Linked DNA regions of Homo sapiens: regions 1, 2, 3, 4 and 5 are each linked to region 6. The links are chromatin loops, found by intact Hi-C in ENCODE. Cell type or tissue: sigmoid colon. All regions are shown on one strand. Region 1 has its middle 5.7 kb from the start of LINC01489. Region 2 overlaps PTPRO (protein tyrosine phosphatase receptor type O). Region 3 overlaps LOC105369673 (a long non-coding RNA gene). Region 4 overlaps RERG (RAS like estrogen regulated growth inhibitor). Region 5 overlaps PTPRO (protein tyrosine phosphatase receptor type O). Region 6 has its middle 2.2 kb from the start of ART4.

Region 1 (4,000 bases), 150 kb before region 6:
ATTATAAACAATTCCAGAAAGAAAAACACAAATACGATCCAGAAAAGAGCGTGTCTAGGATGACATTGCTATTCTACAAGCTTGGAAAAAAACAATCCAGAGTAGGCCAGTGAGACAGAGGCTCTAATAGGGATGTCTCCCCAAGAACAGTTGGGGGATTTGGTGCAATAGACCAAATAATTGTAAAAGTTGAAAAACTTGAAAATATGATAAAGGCATATTATTCTTTTGGTAAAAGATTTTTAAAAGAATCAAAAAAATCAGGAAGGAATAAAACAACAAATTTGACAAGACTTTATATAATTGATGAGGTGTAAGGAAAAATATTTCATTTGATCTTGGTATTGAAAAGATGTTCCACTGAGTAGCCCGAAAGTGCAGATATTGAATGAATAGAGAAGGGTCCTGCTTTATTTAAAAAAAAAAAAGAATGCATACATCATAACAATGTAACTGCTATTGATTAGTTTTGCTTTTATTATAGAATCTAACTATAGGAAAACCATGGGAGGTTTATGTATGGCTAGTGTACAGAATGTTAGTACCAATAACCTGGAGAAGGTGGAAGAAAAGTGATTGACAGAATGGGGAGTATAGAGGTTTAGAATGAGGAAAGTTAGAAAGAAGGGTTAGGGGTAAAGGCACTCATCCTAAATAAGCAAAGATTCAGGATAATGGAAGAAGAAAAATCAGCTAAAATTATAACCCATAGGAGATCTAAAAGTAAAAATAAATAAGTATCAAATTTAGGAAATGAGAATATATAGGGAAAGTAGCCAGGGAATAAGTTAATATCTCATCTTTTATATTAAGATATAAATATTGTTTAAATAAAGGCATAAGCCTATTATTTAAATTTATAGTGGTAACTATGAGAGGGTTAAAAATAGAAACAGAGTTGCCCTCAGGAGGTGGAGAGAATAGTAAAGGTATAATGGAGACTTTTGCTGTTTATAAGCTCTTCTTTAGTTTTATTAAGAAAGTATTTTTACACTGCCTTTGAAACACTAATTTTGTTATAAAATAATTACTAAGAACCATCCCTCATCCCATTTCTGAGTCTCATCCTATTCTCACTCCAAATCTTATGTCTGTCCAATCTATGTCTTACCCCTTCTTACTCCATTACTGAGCTCAAAAGGAAAGCATAGCTGATGTATCACAATGGCCCATCAAATTGACCAACTCATTTTATTTCATGGGTGACCAGTCATTTTATCCTCTCAGCCTCAAGTGTTTTTTTCTTTTATAAAATCAGGGCATATGGTGAATAATATAAAGTCTTTTCTAGTTTTAATATTTTTTAAGAATATACGTGCACCTCTTGGGGAGAATGTAAATTATCACAACCATGTGGAAAACAATATGGCGGTTTCACAAAAAGTTACAAAGAGAACACCATATGATTCAGCAATTCCACTTCTGGGTATATATCAAAGGATATGAAATCAGTATGTCAAAGAAGTATCTGCACTCCCATGCTCATTGCAGCATTATTCACAATAGCCAAGATATAGAATCAACCTAAGCAACCATCAATGGATGAATGGGTGAAGAAAATATGCTATATATACATAATGGAATACTATGCAGCCTTAAAAAAGAAGGAAATCCTATCATTTGCAACCACATGGATGAACTTAAAGGACATTATGTTAAGTGAAGTAAGCCAGGCACGGGAGGACAAATACTACATGATCTCACCTCACCTATACATGAAGTGCGAAAAAACTGAACGCATGAAAACAGAGAATAAAATGATGTTTTCTGAAAACCAGGGGATGGGAAGAATTGGGGAGATGTTGGTCAAAGGACACAAAATTTCAGGTGGACATGATAAATCAGTTTAAGAGATCTATGGTAAATCACGATGACTTCAATTAATAACAATATATTGTATGTTTGAAAATTGCTTTCAGAGTAGATTTTCAGTCTTCACCACAAAAAATAAGTATGTGAGGTAATGTATAATTAAGTTACTTGATTTGGCTGTTCCACAATGTACACATATATCAAAACATCACATTGTACACCAAAAATATGTACAATTTCTGCTTGTCAATTTAAAAAACAATGTGTACACTTACTTTTACCTGTTTTTGTCAGCACTAGAATATGAAGCTAAATATCCACAAGATGGCAGTCTAAGCCCAGTTCTAAGAAGAATCCATTTTGTTGTTTTTTTTTTTTTTTTAATTCTCCTAGTCTTGCTGGTAGAAATTATTACACAGCATAAAGAACTAAGAGAAATATTTTCAGGAAAATTTGAGTAAAGCCATAAGCAACACTCAAGAAACCAGGCTTACTTCCTCACCTCCAACCTTTAAGCAGTAGCTAAGCCTCTCCTATAGCATATGAATTGCCTTGCCACAAGTCACAGCAACCAAGATTTTTGCACACTTTCAAAATAACAGTCACAAAACCTTATTTCTGGGGTTTGGACCTCCATCCAAAGTATTGGTGAAAGCTATATCTTATGGACCCTCCCAGTTGGGGTGAGCAGGTTTTAAGTGACAAATCCACTCCAGCCTTCCCATCTCCCTAAGCCTTTGAATCCCTTCCTCTATGGTAAACCAAGGAAGAGCATCTCCAGCTCCCTCACAGTGGGCCACCTTTTTATCCGTGTTTCAACCAACCAACCAAACAGATTGTTAGCGCCTTTCCTAACTCCCCAAGCTGCAACATTAAATGCAGAATCTCTGCTTAGTGGGCCCAAGTCAATAAATTCAGCTAGATCCAACTTTATGTTCTTTCTACCATTATCCCACACCCATAATATCCATTCCACACGTGTTCCCTGGATTTCTGCTTGTGTAAATTAGAAAACTCAAGTCTTTCTTTTGGAGTGTAGCATACCTCCTCGTGGATCACACTTTCTATCTCACCTTTAGGGGTCTGCTGGGACTTGAGTCTGGTTATGCGGCTAGAAGCAAAGAGAGGAGGTGAAGGTGGGTCCTGAGGAGAATCAGCCTTGTCTTGCTTGGAAGCTCCCTCAGGGGAGGCCATTACTGTTTATTCAGACAATGAAGGGTTAATCCCCTCAGACACAGGTGGAAAGGCCAATATCACTGGGGGTGGGGCTTGAGATGGGGGTGCTACTGCCACTAGGGATGAGGGTTCATCAGAATTTAGGAGCCCGATGTCTCCAGCCTCATCAGGGTTCTCCCACACATCTCCATCCCAACTTAAAAAAAAAAACAAAAACAGTCTTTCCCAATCAATGTCCTCACTTTAATAGTCGACACCTGAGAGGCTGAGAGTTTGTGTTTATTGTACATCAGACCATTGCATGATGAAGGCTTGTTTGATTTTCAGCAATTTCAACAATTTCCTGTGTTTACAGGAGAGAAGGTTCTTCTTCGGGGCACACTTAGAAGCTCTTAGGCTGTTTATGAGCACCTAGAGCCAAGAATTCAAATCCATGGGCTCATCACTTTCTTCTCTCTTTTTTTGGTATAAATTTAAGGGGTACGAGTGTAGTTTTGTTATATGGATAAATTGCCAAATGGTGAAGTCTGGACTTTTAGAGTAACTGTCATCTGAATAATGTACATTGTACCCACTCAGTAATTTTTTCTCCCTCACCCCTCTTCCACTTTCCTCCCATTTTCTTTCATCACTTTGTCCAGTGGTGTTAGGAACAACCAACTAGCATTATTATATTCCTTGGTTTTTCACAAATGTTTGAAAGTATCAGTCACAGGGTTACCAAGTGTCTTGCTTCATGTATGTGGTGAATTAGGAGTATCAAATATATTTATTTTCTGTACAACAGTTCATGCCATGGACTATCTGTGCTCTCTGTACTGTTAGAAGCAGAGTCTTTAGCATTTTTATATCTAATCAGATTAGACAGCCCATTTCAAAAACCCTAAAACCAGTTAAGAAAATTTATCCTTAAAATTCTGTTTATCAAGAACCACTCCTGGTACCAAAATCTGTATTATTCAGGGTTCTCTAGAGAGACAGAACCAACAGGCTATACAAAAGGGGATATATA
Region 2 (4,000 bases), 680 kb before region 6:
AGTTTTCTTGAAAATGTTTGGCATCCTGAAGAAAAAGCTCAAATCATAATTCTAAATATAAATGAAATCAATAGTTGGAGCTCTTACATCTCACTGTTAAAGATTAAACGGTAAGCTCTATGAAAGGAAGAATTCAATTTTTGTTCACTGTCTTATCTCCAGAGCCTAAAACAGACAACTGGTATGCAAACATTTGACGTGTCAATAAATGATTGCTTAGTGGTTTTCAATAGTTCATAAAACTAAATTTACAGACACACAATGCTGGCATTCAAAGAAACATACACTCTTTTTAATTTTCTTTTTTCCTTCTGCAACCACCATCCAGTGAAGCATTCTAGAATGGGACAAGTCCGTTGTATCATCCCCATATGTCCAACTGATATATAACAGACTGTTGAAATATTCCACAGAAGTGATTTCCGGAGCCACTGGGGCTACAAGGGAGAAACGAGGCACAATTTAGTATAATAGATGGATAAATAAAGTACTTACCAGCAGAGCATGAAATCCCATATAGAGTCAACTTAGCGAATTAGAATTCACAGCACACGATAGTCCCGGTAACTTCAGGACCTCTCAATAACAGTGAAGGATGGTGATACAGGATGGGCACTTGTTTAATGGGATCCCACATCTTGTATATCTAAGATACAAGACCCCCAGACCCATCTGTACCTGAGGATATCAAAGTCTTTTGGATAAATGTCACCATTACAAAATTCCTAAAAAGTTCACTTGTTTGGGTATATTTTTGTTACATCAACCAATTAATATTAATAGGTATCAGTGGAGTTATTAGCCAAGTAGGATTAAAAAACTTAGAGTCCTGCAAACTAAGTCTCTTTCATTTACTTGCAGCAAAGGTGTTTATGGGAATAAAGAACAGTAGGATACAAGGGTAGGAAGATAGAAGATCATAGTACTACAAGCAGGATAGAAGACAAATGTTATTTGCATAAAATAACAAGACATTATTTTTGACAGTGTCTAGCCCAGTGCTTTGCAGAAAACAGGCTCTTAATAAATGTTGCTGAGTGAGTAGTGAGAGAGAGAAAGAAGGGAAGAACAAGTTTTTTTTTTTTTTTTTTTTAGCCACGAAGCTAAATTCTAACACTGAGCTTGCTACTTTATCATCTTATGCATTTAAATTTTTAAAAATTTAAGCAGGGAATGCCTGTAATCCCTGCATTTCGGGAAGCTGAGGTGGGTGGATCGCTTGAGTCCAGTTCAAGACCAGCCTGTGCAACATAGCAAAACCCCATCTCTACAAAAAAATTAGAAGATTCAGCTGGGCATGGTGGCACACCCTGTTGTCCCACCTACTAGGGAGGCTGAGGTGGGAGGACTATTTGAGCCCAGGAGATCCAGGCTGCAGTGAGGCATGAGCCTGCCACTGCATTCCAGCCTGGGTGACAGAGTGAGACCCTGCCTCAAAAAAAAAAATTACTTTTATTTTATTTTATTTTTACTTTTGAGGCAGGATCTCAATCTGTCACGCAAGCTGGAGTGCAGTGGCGCAATCTCAGCTTACTGCAGCCTCGACCTCCCAGGCTCAATCATCCCTCCTGCCTCAGTCTACCAAGTAGCTAGGACTACAGGTACAGGCCTTCATATCCAGCTAATTTTTATATTTTTTGTAGAGACAGGGTCTTTCTATATTGCCTAGACTTGTCTTGAACTCCTGGGCTCAAGCAATCCACCCATCGTGGCTTCCCAAAGTGCTGGGATTTCAGGCGTGAGCTTCCACGCCCAGCCAAAAAACGTAAATAAATAAAATAAAAAATTTGCCAACGAGGGAAGAGAATTCATCACAAGCTTTATACTATATAGGCTCTGAAAACATTTTAATTACCTTTTTAAAGTAACTGCTAACTCTGATTATTTTAAAAAACAAATACACAATTGAATTTAAATTCCAGGTGTATGTTGGTTTGAAGACAGTCGGTGTTCCATTCTGAGATACAGCACAATGTCAACTAAAATCTATGGAAATTTTCTATAAAGAATCATTTCCCCTAATGTGATGCTAATACTTACAACAAACATTCATAACTAGCTATGCTTTCAAAATTATTCACTGAAGAATTTGTAATATATGAAGTAAAAATGCATTTGTTTCATGTGAAATACGAGTAGCACTTATATAGTATGCTTAGCAATAAAATCTTGAAAGATCATCAATGCATCTAACAAGTAACACAAATCTACATCATATTTCAGAATATTCTACTAAAGGAAAATAACCTTGGCTTCCTTATAGCCTCCTAATATATTCCAACATATTTCGTCATATACAAGAACCTATGCATATATTTCTTCAAAGGGTATTTTCTCATGTCCTAATTTTAGTGAGGAAAAGAAACATCTTTAAAATTGCAAACCCAGAAGTATATATCTTTCCTCTCACATGTCAGATTTTTATTTCCATGTTGTTGCTTTAAAACCTAGCATATTGCTGGAAGGCCACAAGATGTCACTATTTGTTTATTAATACTTTGGCCCCTCCGCATAATTACTATGATTGAGGGCTAGCCAACTGAATTGCCTAACAAAGATGGTAGACTTGAGTTCCTAATAAATCACACCTAATTCAAATATTTTGTTCCTATTTTCTTTTACACCACACAATTTGGAAAATTCAAAGCATAGGAAAGTTAAGCATGAGATTCTTATTTGCTTTAAATAAGAAGGTAAAAAAAATCACACACACACGCGTTTTTACTTTATATATTACAAATTCTTCAGTGAATGATTATTTTTGAAAGCATACCTAGTTATGAATGTTTGTTATAAGTATTAGCATCACATGAGAACTGTCGGGGGGTGGGGGCAAGGGGAGGGAGAGCATTAGGACAAATACCTAATGTATGCGGGGCTTAAAACCTAGATGACAGGTTGATAGGTGCAGCAAACCACCATGGCACATGTATACCTATGTAACAAACTGCATGTTCTGTACATGTATCCCAGAACTTAAAGTAAAAGTAAAAAAAAAAAAAAGAAGGTTAAAATAAAACCTACTAGAATTTTCAATATGTTTAGAAAATAAGTATAAAAAAGACAATAATCTATTATAATAGTGACTTACATTACATGATTTAATTCTCACACATACTGTGAGGTATTTATTATTATGTATTTATTATTATTATACCCATTTTATAGATGTGAAAATTGAGACCATCTCTGTCAATATGCTGAGACAATACCTGTAGACTGCTGGTTCAGCATCACTTATTTATTTGACCCAGGAAAAGATAGAAAATCATCAACATCAATACATTGGTGACAACAGACTGCTTACCAGGTAAGTAGCTTGTCTATTAACCATAGTTTATTGATCCACACTTGCTATGTCCATTTAAACTGTTATAAACTATGCCCAATCCTAGTCAGTTTTCCATCTTGAAAGGCATACCTTAAACCACTTGAGCCAGGAAGCCAAATCCTATTAATATTTCATTTCTTTTGTTCCCCCTTAAAAGACAGTGCAAAGACTGTCAGGGTGGTGTTCAATATATTAAGTTTTGCTCTACTAATCAGTTGTCTCTAAGTAGGCTTTAGTGCCTATTTAGCTGACATTTTAGGGGGTTCTACCGGTGAGAAAATAGAAGCCCAGAATCGTTAAGATAATTCAAAGTTTGACAGCTGGAATTGAGCAGTCCCAGGTTGAGATGTTACATCTGAGCTTTTTCCAGACAACTGTCCTGGTGAGAAGGAAAGAGCATTCTCAGAAAGTTTACATCAATATAGTTAAATTATAAGAATTATTGATACAGTGAAGTTTACTTATAATTAAATATGTGATTATCATTATAGGCAAAAGACTAACAGCGCTTGCCAAGTAACTGCTATTTTCTCCTTTTTGGGTATTCTTTCAGTTTTCTGCTCTAATATTACTATTAACATCTGGAACAAAAAGTGCTCTGGATATTGGCTAGTAAAGAAAAGAGACATGCTTATGTAAGTTAATTGTGTAAGAATTCACAGATGATTG
Region 3 (4,000 bases), 420 kb before region 6:
CTGGTATTGCTATCAAAAGACTGGATTGTTTATTCCTTGCCTGACTTTTGCAGCCTAATTTAAATACTTAATATAAACAATATTGACAGCTAATGGAATGCAATTTCAACAGTTTCTATCATTCTTTAGTAGAAGGGTGTAGGAATGAATTAATTTCCTATCACTGCCACAACGCATTACCACACATCTAGTGGCAAAGAAACAACACAGATGTATTAACTTGCAGTTCTCTAGATTAGGAGTTTGACATGGGTCTCACTGGGTGATATGGTTTGGATCTGTGTCCTCATCAATATCTCATGTTCGATTGCAATCTCCAGTGTTGGAGGTGGAGCCTGGTGGGAGGTGATTGGATCATGGGGGCAGTTTCTCATGAATGGGTTGGTACCATCCCCTCCATGAACCTCCCTGCAACTCTCTTCCTCCTGCTCTAGCCATGTGAGACATGCCTGCTTCCCCTTCGCCTTCCACCATCATTGTTAGTTTCCTGAGACCTCCCCAGAAGTGGAGCAGATGCTGTTACGCTTCCTGTACAGCCTGCAGAAACATGAGCCACTTAAACCTCTTGTTTTCATAAATTACCTAGTCTCAGGCATTTCTTTATAGCAGTGCAATAACGGACTAACATATTGGGCTAAAATCAAAGTGCCCTCAGGGCAGTGTTTCTTTCTGAGAATTATTAGGAAGAATCTGTTTTCTGGCCTTTTCCAGTTTTTAGAGGCTGCCCTCTTCACTCCTGGCCCTCTTTCTCCATCTGCAAAGCCAGCAAAGTCAGGCTGAGCTTCTTCTCATGCTACCACCTCTGGTGCTCTCTCCTGATTCTCTCTTCCACTTTTAAAGATCCTCATGATTACATTGGGCCCACCTCAATAAGCCAGGCTAAACTTTCTATTTTAAGGTCAGCTGATTAGCAACTATAATTTTATCAGCAACCTTAGCCTGACTTTGCTATGTGATATAGCATATTCACACATTCTAGGGGTTAGAATGAGGAAACAAAACATCATAGGTGTTTTTACATTCTGTATTTGCATGAGCTTCAAATACATGAAAATTATGCAGATCAGCTTCTTTATTGTGAATCTAGTTAATATTGTTTACATTTTTAAAAGACTAGTATATAAGATTCCTTAAAATGGTACATTTGATATCAGGTATCCTGGGATCAAATAAAATATTTCTATTATTTTTTATTCATTATTATTTCTATTATTCTACTACTATTATTATTACCTATTATTTCTACCTCAACTCATCCAGTATTAATTATCTTTTAAAAAAATTATAATTTCTTTTAATGAGTTGAACATTGTGATTCATTAATGATATGTTTATTTAACAGTAGGACATGTTTGTGGAAGATGATGTTTGTGTATGTAGTACTTGAATAAATTTTCTCACATGACACATAACATTTGATAAATTAGGAAATAGAATACAGTAGAAAAGATGACTAAATGATGTTATTTTGTAAAAATCGTAGACTTGACCGTTTTCTTTTATAAGCGTCTAATCATTCTCATGCAAAAGAAGAGAAATTCCATTATCCTATCTCTTATTCTAGCTAGAAAGTATACAACAGTGTGACTTCCAGCATAAAACAGATGAAGAAAATAATTGTTGACCAAATACACAAAGATGAAAGGAACATTAAATCTATAAAATCAATTTATTTGTACATTATGCTCAATATTCTTTTTTGCTCATCTATTTAATTCCATATGTATTCATTGAACACAAGGCAAGGCCCTCTTTAGTAATGAGGCACTATTGAGAAAACAGCTCCCAGGCAATAAAAGAGGTGGACATATATAAATGATGCTGATATGAACCAGCTGTGATAAATAGTATGACAGAAGTGGAAATCTTACTAGTGCACAAGCTGCATGAAGGCAGAGGTTTTACTAAACCCAAAGCTAAGAAATATACTCAATGATATGAATAGAATGTGCTATGGGAATATAAACAAGAAAACACAAAATGCCATGAGACAGCAGAGAGAAAAAAGGCTTAGACACCACGATTTTGGAAAGTTTCACACATTCAGAATTTAAGAAAAAATTGAGAATTGAAATGGGTTTCATGCTCCACCCTTGACTTCTAAAAATGTTATTATCCCTCTCTGACACTAGGTGGCACTACAGATGCAGGCATGGGCAGAAACACGTGAAAGATTTGTGCCTACCTACTTATGATGGGATTCTTCTGCCTCCTGCTGCACTTTGCCTGGGGTAGCCAGACTACAGGAAGACAAATGCTGAAAGGAATAATATCAGTGGGGATTTTGTTCAGGAACAGGAATTCTATCCCAAACTTGGATTTTAATCAATATTCCTTTGATTAAAGGTACAATTTTTAAATTAAAAATTTTCAAGACTTTAAGTTTGAATTATAAATCTTATTTTATTTTTACATTTAGTAACTTTGAAAAAATGCTTTTCTGAATTTGATATGTGAGATCAAATTCTTTTTCAAACAACACCATTTTATGTATTTAATAAAATTGCCTTGGATATGTTAAACTACAATGACAACTTTAATACATCTGTATTATCTCAAATGTTTAATTGACTAAGATATATACAGATTTTATTTTAAACACTCAAATACAGATCTAACAACATCTTGCTAAGTACTGAAATTGTAGAAATTGTAAATCAAGTAAATCAGACTTACAAACATAGTAGATCAAATTCTTCTAAGCATTTCCCAATGGCTTGAGGCCCAGACCACACACACAACACATCATGATTCCCTCCCTACTAACTAGACTAAACTGGAAATGATGCTATAGGCTCTTTTGTATGGTCACATTTTTTGTTTCCAGTGAACAGGGGCTTTCTAAAACTCAGTCTTTTCCTCTGAAATTAACTGCTTAATTTTATGTTTGCAATGCTGTGCCTTTCTCCTAGGTAACCTGTCCCTGACATTCAAAGGGGATTTTCCCAGCACTTTGGGAGGCCGAGGCGGGCGGATTGCCTGAGCTCAGGAGTTCGAGCCCAGCCTGGGCAACATGGTGATACTAAAATACAAAAAAAACCCAAAAAATTAGCAGGGTGTGGCACCTGTAATCCCAGCTACTCGGGAGGCTGAGGTAGGAGAATTGCTTGAACCCAGGAGGCGGAGATTGCGGTGAGCCGAGATCATGCCACTGCACTCCAGCCTGGGTGACATAGCAAGACTCTATCTCCATTAAAAAAAAAAAAAGGAGGGGGGTGATTTTCAGGTCCTGGTGCTTATAATCCCTTTTCTATAATTATTGTGTTATCTCTTCATATAGGCCTAGTGTGTGGTGATGGAATTTAGAACTCCTTCCTTAGGTTGGTTACATCCCTTTTTACTTTCATTGTATATGTGCCTCACTCATCCACACTTTACGGACGTTTAATTAATACAAGCCTATAACTTCCCTTTTATCCTAGAGCAAGGGAAGCAAAACTGTGTCTCAAATAGACTTCCCAGCACTGGACACCAGAGTCAAGAGGCACAGGTTTGAGCCTTTGATCAAAATGGTGCCAGACATCCAAGTCTCAGCAGTTGATCCTGAAATATGGTGAACTCTTCCAGCTTTGAACTCACTTCTGCTTTCACATGTTGTCTGCCCACCATGACCAAAAGTATCAGACATTTTTGTCTGGTACCAACAGCATCAGAGACTATCAGAGATCATATTCACTCAACCCTGTAATTCTACACAGAAGGGATCTGTGGTTTCTCTGTTGACCTGGTGGGCAGTGGTGGAGTTAGGACTAGAACTCAAGTATTATTTTCTTTCTCTGCAACTCCACTTGTATGAGATGCTGGTTTATAGGGACAACTTTTGTCTTATGTAGTTATAGAATATTAAAGAGTCATTTTGTCTAATCCACTTATTACGTAAAAGAAGAATCAATTGCCCCAAGAAGAATCAATTGGCATAGCTAGTGACCTTAGGGAATGACTTGATTTTGTGAGCTTTAATGATAGCTGCTATTTATTGAAAAAGTACCATGTACTAGAA
Region 4 (4,000 bases), 300 kb before region 6:
CTTTATTCAGATTGTTTTGTACTGAATTAAGTAAAAATTTTTCCCCCAAATACCCATCTCATTTGGCTTGTAAAGACTGTTTTAGTGAAAGAATGTTACAAAATGTTTTTTTGCTGAAAGCAAATTTTACAACAGAAATGATGTTCATTTGCAAACCTGGATTTTAATCATTTAGATTTCTAATATTAATGTAAGGTCATATAATTCTGCAAACCAAGGCCAAGGAGTCTTTCTGGTCACCAGTATAATTATCAGTTTCATCCAATGTTTACTAGGGGTTGGTGAATTCATTTTGTTAAAATGAGATCTGGCATGAACCTTTACTCCAGGCTTAACTGAAATAAACATAGCCTTAAATTTTTTTTTTTTTTTTTGGCTTCACTGAATTAGATTTAGAAGCTGGACACAATCAAAAGCTTTAGAATGTCAAAGAGAAGGCGTTTTTGAAGGAGATGTAGGCTTTCCTTTTAAGAATATTTGAATAAAACCTAAATAAAAATGAAACCAAAGAGAGGGATTGTTAATGTAATATTTCCAAGTTGATGTGCTTAAGGCTAATCTGCATGCGTTTGTACTGCTCTCCAATCCAATGCAAAGGCCAAATCGCTGAAAGTAAACAGGACTTGGGAAGCTGCCTGCTCAGGAATTCAAAGACTAGCTTTCATTCTGCGCTTAACTCACAGTTGTCAGTTTAGATGGGTCCCATGCTCTGTGCCTGGGAGAGAGTGATTCACTTTACATGCTTTGGTTCTAATGCAAATGCAAAGAGTCATATTGCACCTTACACTATAGTACAGTAAATTGAATAGCCTGACCTTTCAAATTGACAGTCCCAGATTTGATTTCCAATAGGGCAGCATGACTAGCTGTGAGAGCATAGGTTAGCTACTCAAGCCATGTAAACCTCAGTTTCCTCATCTGTGAAAAGGGAATAAAATACCGACCTTATTTTGCAAGGACATTGTATGGAAAGAATGTATAGAGTGACTATGTAATTTATCATGCAAATCAGAAGTTTTGAGAGTGAAAAGGGCATTATTAAAAATTATGCTGGGATGATGTCTGTAAAATATGGCTATCCCAGACCAGCCAGGAATATAATATAAAATAACATAATACAGTATTACTATAAATTATTACATTAAATGTAAAATACATATCATGTTTACCATAAGATAAGGAGCCTGGCATATTGTAGCACTTGGTTTCAGTTCCTTCATTTTTTATTTTGAAACATTTAAAGTTTATTTATCACTTTTGTGTATTATGGCATTTGATAATCACAACAGTCTTGTAAGGCATTTCATTTTATCAAGTGTTAAGACTCAAAAAGCGTTACTACTTTTCTTGAGATTCTAAAGAGAATAACAGAGCTAGGAGAAATCTAGTTTTATCTTTCCAAGCATAGTGTTTTGCTTTTCCCTGTACCACACATTTCTCCCAAAGGGCTTGTAAACACATTATCTATGCAATTATGGGTTCATGTGTCTGGTGCAAATTTCTCAATCAACCACCGTAGGCATGGAAAGCAACTGTAACTGTACTTTTTCTTAAAATGAACTAATTTCTATCTTAATTTTTATTCTGTGTTCTGATATGAAAGTTGAAATAGTCCATTTTACGTGAATTCAGCCTAAAACTTCAGATTTTTGTTAGTGGGTTTACGGCCAATTCAGCCACCGTGGGGTTCTGCTGTTGCTTCTTTACTCCCTGGTGTGAAATCTAAGATACAAGGGCTTACGCCTAGCACTGGAAGTCTTCATCATTTGGTCAGGCACAGCTGCCCCTCTGTGCTGCCATCCACTGAGGCACCTGAGCACACCTGCTGTTGAAATCCCCTTGTCAGATTGCAGCACGTGCACAGGTCCCGTGACTGATGGCACACCTGCGACACTCTCAGAGCCAGGGAGCTAGCATCGGACACACCCCGGGCCCCATTTGCAGAGTGGCTCTGCCACCCTGTTTGAGATCCATCTGCCTGGCCATCCCATGAGTGGTCCTTATTGTTCCTCCTTAATCAAAGGGGATTTGGTGAGATCTCTCATGGCCCTGACAGGCTGTGAAGGAGAAGTTCCCCTTGTTCCAACTTCTTCACAGCTAACCAGGGATTGCTCTGTCTCTCTCTTCTTCTTTAATTCCAGGTCACTGGCTCAGCCTAAGAGGGAGGGGGTATAAGTCCACACCAAAATTTATCTCCCTTGCTTTTCTAACTGTCCTCTCTTCCTAGTCCAGAAAGAGTGTTTATCTCAGGCCTCTGAGAATGGGGTTGTTTGGGAACTGGGGGAGCAGAGGGTTCTTGTTAGACTCCAATTGTTAATGCCAAGACATTGGTCTGTTAAAACGTAGGAATGGCTATCTGTGATTTCTCTTTGCATCTGTGCTCTGGTTTACCTTCCCTGTGGGGAGTGGAGATCAAGGTCTAATAGAAAGAGAAGGAATGGAAAAAAGAAAAGAAAATTTTTCTGTTAAAAAAGACTTAAGTAAATGCTTCTCCACATTATTGCTCCCACTCATTTCACAACCTTCTGTCATTTTGTTCTAGTTCTGTTTCTCACAGCATTGTGCATGTAAACCATATTTGGTACACTACTAAATAGTAGCTGGATATATCATTAGATTTGTGTGATTCACAGTGTTATCTTCAGACCAAATGATGACTGATAAATGTTCATAATGGGCCTGTCTCCATGAATTGTATGTGATTCAGAACCATTTGATAATAGCTTGAAAGCCTAGATTGACTCTCTGCATTGCCACCCCTCCCTATTCTCTTAAGCCCACTCCATTCACGCTGTCATCCACACCACTCGGCCACCAATTTCACACTGCCAAATCCAGTTCCCAGTTCTCATCGTGTTTATTTGCAACATTTGAAACAAGTGATCAATCCCTTTTCCATGAAAAACCTTCTTTGCACAGTTTCCAGAATTCTAAACTTTCCTGGTTTTCCTCCTACTTCAACTTTCCAATTACCGTCCCTCATTTTTACCTCATCAGCCCAACTGTTTAAAGTGCCTCAGAGTTCAGGGTACTCCTATAGCTATGCTGCCTTCAAGTGACCTCATCCAATCTTGTGGCTTTAAATAGCATCTTTATACTGACAAATTTGCAAATTTGTATCTCTTTCCTGAATTTCTGCCCTCAACACCAGACTCTTGCACTCCATGGTCACTGAGCATCTCCATTGCATGTTTAAAAGATATTACCAAGTTATCTTGCACAAAACTGGCTTTCAATCCCTACCCTCCAACCTGCTTTTCCTGCAGTCTTTCTTTATCTCAGGAAATGGAACTTCATTCTTCCAATTTCTTGGCCCACAAACCTTGGAGTCATCCTTCACTCCTCTTTTCCTCTCATACTCCACACCCTTCTTCACCTCCTCACTCACCTCTTCTTCTTCCACTTGCCCTACTTTGTGCTCTCCATTCCAGCCACACTGGTGGCCTCCTGTTCCTTAAACAGGCCAAGTGCATGCCTGCCTCAGAACCTCTACACTTGCCCTTTCTTCTGCCTGGAACATTCTGTCCCCAGATACATGGATGGCTCACTTCGTCACCTGCTTTGGGTCTTTGCCTAGATGACATCTTGTTAGTGAAACCTTCTTTGGTCACCTTCCTTAAAATAAGATACCAATCAAATCCCTCCAACTCCTCTTTCTTCTCCCTGCTTTACTTTTCTTCATAGCACTTACCACCATATAACATACTATTTATTTATTTGGTTTTTGTTTTAGTATCTGTTTGCCTGTACTAAAATCTAAGGACCATGAAGCTTGAGGGAAGAGATTTCATCTGTTTACATCTCTAGGACCTACAGGAGCCTGCCACATTGTAGCTGCTCAATCAATATTGAACAAAATGAATGAACTCAGGGCCAGTAGTTACTCAACAACCAGCTCATTGCCATGCACATAGTAGGTATTAGTTAATATTTGTTTCATGAATGAATACAATGGCTTAAATCTATGAGCAGTTGTCTTGAACTCTAAAACTCACAGAAA
Region 5 (4,000 bases), 750 kb before region 6:
TATTCGATAAAAATAGAAGAGAGGAGAACATCATTCATAAGTAGCACTTCACAGTTTCAAATCACTTATCTAGGTTATATTATTTCCCATCATGTCTGCTTTACAAAAATTAGTGAAAGTTATCATTCATATTTTACAGAAGAGAAATGGGAGCCTTGAGAGGTGACATGACTTGTGCAGCAGTAAAGTGGAGATTCAGGCTCCCCTCAGGGTCTGGCATTCTTTCTAAATACGCCTCTACTTGCGTGAAGAAGTCTATGAAGTGTGTCTGGTCAGGTGAGGAAGAGGAAGAGGGCAGGTCACAGTGCAGTCCAGGCAGCATGTTGCACCTGGAGACATGGCTCATCCTATCAGCTACTTCTGCAATTTTTTGGGTGAGGTGGAATGGTGGGGTCAAGGCAATGTAGAGAAGGCTGGAAAATTAGATACCAGTGATGGGAGGAAATATGGTCTATGTGGGTTGATTATATACATAAAAACAGAGCTCAAGTGGAGAACCATTTCATTCTCTTGAAAATCATTAGCGTCAAAGGAGTACTCTAGGATGATACATGTGAAAAGAATAACCTTTTTTTACTTTGTTCTTTCCTTGTTAACTTTTGTGACCTGGCAGCAGAATTTGAATGTGAATGGGCTTAAGGAGAATCTTAGGCAGATCAATCTGTATTCAAAATACGGGATGAACCATGGTAAGCAGAGGAACAAGGAAAAAATAAAGGTAAATGAAGAAGATGTTCTAGACATAAGTTAAAAAAAAAGACACAGATAAATAACTGGAACTGGAAAACATCCACCAGGAAGTCCTGCGGGAATCAAGGGTCAAGCTAGAAAAGTTGGAAAAAGTAAGTAACCCGGGGAACCTCTGCCCCCTTTGCTGACTTTGAACTCCCCATGAGAGTTCAGGGAAGGGATACTGCACTTTATTTTTTATTTAATTATTTCATAATTAATTTTAATTAATTATTTTATGGGGTTTTTTTTTTGAGACGGAGTCTTGCTCTGTCACCAGACTGGGGTGCAGTGGCACGATCTTGGCTCACTGCAAGCTCTGCCTCCCAGGTTCCAGCGATTCTCCTGCCTCAGCCTCCCGAGTAGCTGGGACTACAGGCGTGTGCCACCACGCCCAGCTAATTTTTGTATTTTTAGTAGAGAAGGGGTTTCACTATGTTGGCCAGGATGGGGATACTGTACTTTAAAAAGGCTGTGTCCGCGGAGATATCAACATAAAATGCTGGCATAAACAAATAAAACAACCAAAATTTAGGGTAAAACATTTAGGGAGAAAACAAAACGTTTTCTTGGCTTTGCAGAAAGCGACATGGTGGCTGCTTGATAACCACCCAAAGAAAGATAATGACCCTAAAAATGGGATGGAGGATGTGTCATGTGAAAGAGATTAAGAATCTGTAGTTGGAGAAAAGTCAAAAGCAAACAGGCCATAATTAAAATCTACTAAGTTTTTTTTGTTTTTTTTGAGATGGAGTCTCACTCTGTCGCCCAGGCTGGAGTGCAGTGGCACCATGTCAGCTCATTGCAACCTCCGTCTCCTGGGTTCAAGCAACTCTCTTGCCTCAGCCTCCCGAGTAGCTGGGATTACAGGTGCCCATCACCAGGCCAGGCTAATTTTTTAATATTTTTAGTAGAAACGGGGTTTCACCATGTTGGCCAGGCTGGTCTCCAACTTCTGACCTCAGGTGATCCGCACGCCTCAGCCTCCTAAAGTGCTGGGATTACAGCTGTGAGCCACTACGCCAGGCCCCAAAATCTATGAAGTTGTAAAAGGTATGAATTAAGTAAATTGAGGAGACAATTCATTAAATGCAAAATACTTAAAATAAGGTGTGGCTCTTTGAAGCTTGGTGATTCATATACATAACGTGGATTTTTAATCACATATCAAGGTGCAAATTTATGGAAGTAAAAGCCAAAAATATGGACCGATTAATAAAGCACTGTTTACTCACCAGACAGTGGACTCCTCTGGGAAACCAGACATTTTAAACTTATGATTAAAAAGTGATACTGATGTCCCCACCACACTAAATTACTAGGCAGCATGATTGAAACCAAGTGAGGAAACCAATTGGACTTGCTTCCTAATTATCAATGAGAGGTCTGAATATTAACGAGGATAACTCTTTCCCAAGTGGTATGATCCTGCTGTAGTTCAGAAATGAATGTATTGAAACAGCCTTGCCAAAAATTGGTCAGACAAGAATGGGGAGGTAGGAGGAAAGAAAAGTAAAAGGAGTGGGAAAGCAGAAACAGCTGAGACGGCCGCCATTACTCTAGGCTTTTGAAGTGATACTGACATCTAGTGGTGCTGGGTAGGAAAAGCATGAGGAAGACCAAAGCATTTTAAAAATACCCTGATTACAGGTCGGGCCAGGTTGTGTTCTACCCAAGCGCTCCACCCACACATACTCTTTGAGAAAAAGGATTATTGTAAGACCGAAGCTAAGAAGTCGCGAGTATGGCTGGGTGATGAGGCTTATGAACAAGCTGTTGTACTTGGGTTTTTGCGCCCACAAGGGTACACACCCACGGCTGCTCTGAGGCAGGCGGTGCTGTCTGCCGGCGTTGCCTTGGGTTGTCGCTCCAGACTAAGTGCATCCTCAGGCTTTCAGGGAGGGAGGACTCGGGAGAAGAGGAGGAAGACGGAGCACGTAACACTGTTGGATATTTCAGGGGATGCTTCCATGTTGTTAAAATAATAAATCTTCATCATTGAGATGAAGGGAACTGGCAATGCTGGTAGGTTGGGGACTGGGAATCTTTAAAATCATAAAAGGGACAGAAAGCTCAAATCCAACTTCTAATCATCATCAAAAGTGAATTGGGATAGAGTCACACGGAGGATAAACTAATGACAAATGTATTGAATCAAATCCAACATTTCAAATATAAATCAAATTTCACCAGTTCAACAGTCTCTATTTGGTGGCATTTACCCAGGATGGCTGTTATCTGCAATTGACTCTGAGTCTGTTCAAAGAGGTTTTACTCTTACGAATCTACCCATGCACTCTGAATTATGATGCCAATAAAAGTATAATCACTATATGTCGAATGGATTTCTGGAGGCTAGTGTCTATTTCTTTTATGCCTCAAAGCAGTTTGAACATATACAATAAGAAAATGGGAAAGAAAGATACAAAGAAGTTTGAGAGAATTGTTTTGAAGCATATCATTGAATAATGGTAAGTTTTTCAGTCCAGGGAAAATTTAAAAATACATATAGATTATGTTCCTACCTCTGTCTGTACCATAGACATCCGGTATGACCTCATTTCTGACACCAGCCCTAAGATGTCAACAAACTCATGATCCCGAATGTGCTGCAAGAGCCTGTCCAGGGCAATGAATGTTCCTGTCCGTCCCACGCCAGCACTGCAAAAGAATGTTCCGATGGCATATTATTCAGATGGTGCTTCTTTTTTTTCTCCCCCCTCTTTTTTTTTTTTTCTTTGAGATGGAGTCTTGCTCTGTTGCCCAGGCTGGAGTGCAATGGCATGATCTCGGCTCACTGCAACCTCTGCCTCTCGGCTTCAAGTGATTCTCCTGCCTCACCCTCCTGAGTAGCTGGGATTACAGGTATGTGCCACCATTCCTGGCTAATTTTTGTATTTTTAGTAGAGATGGAGTTTTGCCATGTTGGCCAGGCTGGTCTTGAACTTCTGACCTCAGGTGATCTTCCCACCTCGGCCTCCTGAAGTGCTGGGATTAGAGGCGTGAGCCACCTCGGCCAGCCCAGATGGTGCTACTTTACTGTTGAAATAAAACTGATGATTTCTAAAAAACTACAAATAGTACCCTTGTGGAAAAACGCAGACTAAGCTCCTGACAATATTTTCCACTTAACTGATTTTTAAGTATGGAGTTGTGGTTGGTGTTCCTTCTAATGTCACATTTCTGACTATCATGGCTACGTTCCTGAGAGACATTTGCACTGCATTGGCCACACCCTTTATCGGGGTCTCTGCTTCTGCAGAAAAGTAGG
Region 6 (4,000 bases):
ATCTTCTGCTGCCCATTGTGTCCCCAGGATTTGGATAGACTCAGGCATAGTCCTTGGGCAAATGTCTTTTCTGTGAGCCTGGGCCTCAGAACCTCCTATGCACCACTAGGAATTCTGCTCTATCTCTCCCAGAATAAATGGCCTTCTTGGGGATGGTACCCAAGCTACTGAAATTTGGAAGCATTTATTCATTCACTCATTCATTCAACAAACACTTACAGAATGTTAGCCGTTGTGAGAGCACATGCAGCAGAAGTTGCTCTGTCAACAATGTTGAGGAAATTCACAGAGGAGTGTTGGGGATGACGATAAGGAAAACAAAGCTCTTTCCTGACACTAAGATCCTATGCTTTTAAAGAAAAAGGTGAGAAAAAGAAAGGGTAAATAACATAATCTGATGATCAACATATAACCAAGCAACCAGATACTATAATAAAGCAATTGCTTTAATAACTATTATTGCAAAAGGTATTGAAACAATAGATGCAAATGTCTCCTGAGAATGGTAAAACTTCTCCCTGTGATTTCCCTGCCAGAACTGCATAATCTGAATCTAATTACCAGGAAATAATGTGCAAGCCCCAGTTGACAGACATTCCACAAAATAACTGGCCAATGCTTCTCAAACCTGCCAAGGTCAAAAGGCACAATAAACACTGAGGAAGTATTGCAGCTTAAAGAGACTACAGAGACTTGACAACTAAGTGCAAATTGTGATCCTGGGACGAGACATAAAGGACATTATAGGAACAGTTAATAAATTTGACTATGAACTATGGATTAGATAACGATATTATATAAATGATATTTGTAATTAACTGTGGTTATATAAGAGAATGTCCCTGTTTTATGAAATAAATGCTGAGGTATTTAAGGGTAAAAGAGCATGATATTTGCAATTTATTCTCAAGTTGTTTAAAAAAAGAGAGAATGATAGAGCAATTGGGGTAAAATATTAACAACTGATTAATTTGGAGAGTGTATCGAAATTCCTTCTACTCTTGCACCTTTTGTGTAAGCATGAAATGTTATCTAAATAAAAAGTTATAAAAATGTGAAATAACTGAGGGAGCTTTGCTCACTTCTGTAAGAGTGTTAAGAGTTAAGAAGGAACTGATAAGTTAAAACGTAGATAACTCAAACCCATTCTGCCTACCAAATTATGGGGTCACTATCAAACAACTTTCCTGTGACTAACAAGTACTTCTGGCAATAAAACACTCCTATTAAATTTAGACACAGATCTGAAGGAGTTCAACAAGATCCAAACAGGAACTACTAAAGGTCATTGCCAAACCTCAAGGACGGTAACAGAAGATAAGTTTCCTCCCTGGGAAAGGCCCTCTAGTGAGTACTGCAACCCATTCTCTGAAAGAAGGTTTAGAATAGTCTAGAATATCTAGAATTTATTCCAGAAAATAGATCTGGAAAATTAGCGAAACCTCTTCTTAAACAGCTGCTTAAAAAAAAAAATAAAGTTAACTTTCACTGTGTTGGACACCCTATGAGTTGTTGGTCTTTCATTTCATTGTCAACAGAACCCTGCAAGACTGGTGTTACCATGTCTACTTTTACATATGAAGAAAATGCAACTGAGAATTAGTGTAATTTGTTCCAACTCACAAAGGTAGGAAGTGATGGAAGTAAAATTCCAACACAAGGTCTGTGCTACTTCAAAACTTATATCCCAACCCATCAAGACAGCACAAATAGGCTGCATTTTGAAGAACTGGGTATCATTAAATGATAACTGAATGCACCCCAAACTCTAAATTAACTAATATTAAATTATTACATGAGAATCTTAATAAGATAGCCCTTAAGGCAAAAGATGACTTTTTATTGACTCCAAACAATCAGAAAACTTAACTTTTCATTTTAATTCAAATATGTTCACATATACACCAGAACTTGAGCTTTTCCCTACCCCAGTTGTTTTCACTGATGGTTCTCTCTCTCTGTCTCTCTCTTTCTCTCTCTCTCCCCACCTTCTCTCTCTCTCCCTACCTTCTCTCTCTCCCCTCCCCTCCCCACTCTCTCGCTCCCCTTCTCTTTTGCTCTCCCCCTCACTCTCTCTCCCTCTCTCCCTCTATCTTTCTCCCTCTCTCTCTCTCTTTCTATCCCCCTTCCTGCTCCCTGCCCCATTCCCTTTTCTGTTCTCCCTCTTTTAGACTGAGTGGTATAAAATGTTACAAAGTTTTCTGCTGCCCTCCAGTGGTCTTATCCTGGAAGTGGCAGTCACGATAGGAAAAATAGCAAAACCTTTATAGAAGATAATAATAAAATGACACACTCTTTTAGAGTGTTTTAAGATCGTGGGCTTCAGGAGACAGAAAAGCACCTGTGATTACTAAAAAGTTATTAAACTTCACAGGGCCTCAACAACCACATTTATAAAGGAAAGGTTAAAATATCTCTTCATGGTCGTCCCATGGGTTGAGATAACATGCAAAAAGGTCTTGAAGTACAGTACTTGCTCAATAAAAGAAAAGTTTCACCTTATTTAAGCCTGACAACTTTCTATAAGGTTAAGGAAACTGAGGCTAAGCACAAATTACTTATTTTTTAAAGTTACCTCAGCCAGCATTGTGGGTAGAACTCAAACTATAATTCAAATTTTCATATTCTAAGTCTAGTTCTCTTCATGACATCTCAATATTCCAAAGTAACAGTTGCTAATAAGGAACCTTAAGAATTGTTAAAGTCTTAAAGGGATATTTTCACACACTGCTAGTGGTTGCCATTAAATCTGAAAAATATGCATTCCATGGATCAGTAGTCACATCTCTAGAACTGCATCTTAAAAATTGTGAGAAACACACAAAAATTTATGTAGTTGAAAACAAGCTAAATATAAGATATTTATTAAATAAACTTTGGTGCAAATAATAATAATTGGTTTTATTTGTTGGAAAATTTCTAGGTGCCAGATGCTATTCTAAGGAGTATGAATGTATCAACACTAAAATGAAGTTGGTACTATTATTATCTCCATTCAACACATGAGGAAACAGAGAGACAGAGAGGTTAAGTAGCTTGTCCAAGATCACACATTTAGGAAGAAGGAGCACCAGGAATTGAACTGAGATGTCTTATTCAAGAGTCCATGTTCTAGTCACTTATCAATCTTCTTCTGAGACTGTCCATGGATCCACCCATGCTGTCCCATTGTGTGGCAGCACCTATGTAATGGAATATAGTGAACCTTTGTTTAAAAAATGTTTCAATAGGTATTAAATTATATAGGGACATGCTTACATTAAAATATTAAGGGGAATAAACAGTATGCAAAACTGCATACTATATTATTTCAGTTCTAGAAACCTGTGTGTGTGTATGTCTAAGGGTGTATAAATCAAAATCCAGACCTAATTAGTGGCTGTCTCCAAGTGACGGGTTATGTGTCATTTTTTTCTCCTTTGTGCTTTCTAAATATTCTGAATATTTGTTAATGAGACAGAACTGCTGTGATCATCAGAAAATTTAGATTAAAAAAATTCAGGGTGCCAAAAAATTCTAGAATACTTAAGAACAGCACTTAGTTTACCTTAAAAGTTAAAAATTGAATCCAGAAGTAAATATTTGCAAGAAAAACAATTATCAAGGATTGCTAACTTTTAGTTTCTTAAATAATGAATCCAGAAGTATAAATACAAAATATTTGCAAGAAAATATAATTATATCAAGGGTTGGGAGGAGAAGAAGGATGTTTAGACTAGAAAGGGTAGTACCTACCTAAAAGAGAGTGCTTAATAGAACTGTGCTGGATTAAGTTTGCACAGTGGACCCTATTTTAACTTATGTCAGCTCTACATAAGCAGTCTCCTGACAGTCGTCATTAGGATTCACTGGAGACTGGAACTGTGCGGACAGAGGGCCTGTCTTCAGAAGAGAAAATGGGGGAAGAGCTTTGAACCCAGAGGTACAATCTCTGGATTGGAGAGTTTCAAAGGTGCCAGGGAAAAGCAGTACAAAGAGCCTTCTTTTTGACAATAACTCT

What was found. Hi-C counts contacts between places; a loop is a spot of excess contacts. Peaks named below come from ENCODE experiments on the same cell type or tissue, not always from the same donor. Only the 100,000 strongest peaks of a DNase experiment are listed, where the experiment ranks them.
Region 1: it touches region 6 in a loop (8-fold over the local background); 108 of 110 quality-filtered maps call a loop at or near these places.
Region 2: it touches region 6 in a loop (3-fold over the local background); 11 of 110 quality-filtered maps call a loop at or near these places.
Region 3: a loop joins it to region 6, with 8 times the contacts of the local background. A loop is called at or near these places in 45 of 110 quality-filtered maps.
Region 4: it touches region 6 in a loop (2.4-fold over the local background); 20 of 110 quality-filtered maps call a loop at or near these places.
Region 5: it touches region 6 in a loop (2.7-fold over the local background); 2 of 110 quality-filtered maps call a loop at or near these places.

The regions. Positions count from the first base shown.
Region 1 is chr12:14,994,148-14,998,147 of GRCh38, reverse strand. No RefSeq gene overlaps it. Among named protein-coding and RNA genes, the nearest start is that of LINC01489, 5.7 kb to the left of the region's middle. In sigmoid colon, a CTCF peak has its summit at 2,115 (motif pointing right); no DNase peak of the experiment used is centred here; H3K27ac peaks cover 237 bases.
Region 2 is chr12:15,521,251-15,525,250 of GRCh38, reverse strand. PTPRO (protein tyrosine phosphatase receptor type O) reads right to left here. Exons shown (of 27, transcript NM_030667.3): 11 at 286-437. Among named protein-coding and RNA genes, the nearest start is that of PTPRO, 200 kb to the right of the region's middle. In sigmoid colon, a CTCF peak has its summit at 2,473 (motif pointing right); no DNase peak of the experiment used is centred here.
Region 3 is chr12:15,267,275-15,271,274 of GRCh38, reverse strand. LOC105369673 (a long non-coding RNA gene) reads left to right here. Exons shown (of 3, transcript XR_007063224.1): 3 at 2,133-2,336. Among named protein-coding and RNA genes, the nearest start is that of RERG, 48 kb to the right of the region's middle. In sigmoid colon, CTCF peaks have their summits at 1,918 and 2,118 (motif pointing right); a DNase peak (open chromatin) is centred at 2,184.
Region 4 is chr12:15,143,442-15,147,441 of GRCh38, reverse strand. All of the region lies in intron 2 of RERG (RAS like estrogen regulated growth inhibitor), which reads left to right. Among named protein-coding and RNA genes, the nearest start is that of RERG-AS1, 6.5 kb to the left of the region's middle. In sigmoid colon, no CTCF peak of the experiment used is centred here; no DNase peak of the experiment used is centred here; H3K27ac peaks cover 368 bases.
Region 5 is chr12:15,588,845-15,592,844 of GRCh38, reverse strand. PTPRO (protein tyrosine phosphatase receptor type O) reads right to left here. Exons shown (of 27, transcript NM_030667.3): 25 at 3,255-3,390. Among named protein-coding and RNA genes, the nearest start is that of EPS8, 200 kb to the left of the region's middle. RefSeq lists enhancers at 2,236-2,295, 2,576-2,625. In sigmoid colon, a CTCF peak has its summit at 2,336 (motif pointing left); DNase peaks (open chromatin) are centred at 2,304 and 2,534; H3K4me3 peaks cover 762 bases; H3K27ac peaks cover 330 bases.
Region 6 is chr12:14,843,677-14,847,676 of GRCh38, reverse strand. No RefSeq gene overlaps it. Among named protein-coding and RNA genes, the nearest start is that of ART4, 2.2 kb to the right of the region's middle. In sigmoid colon, CTCF peaks have their summits at 2,040 and 2,249 (motif pointing left); a DNase peak (open chromatin) is centred at 2,186.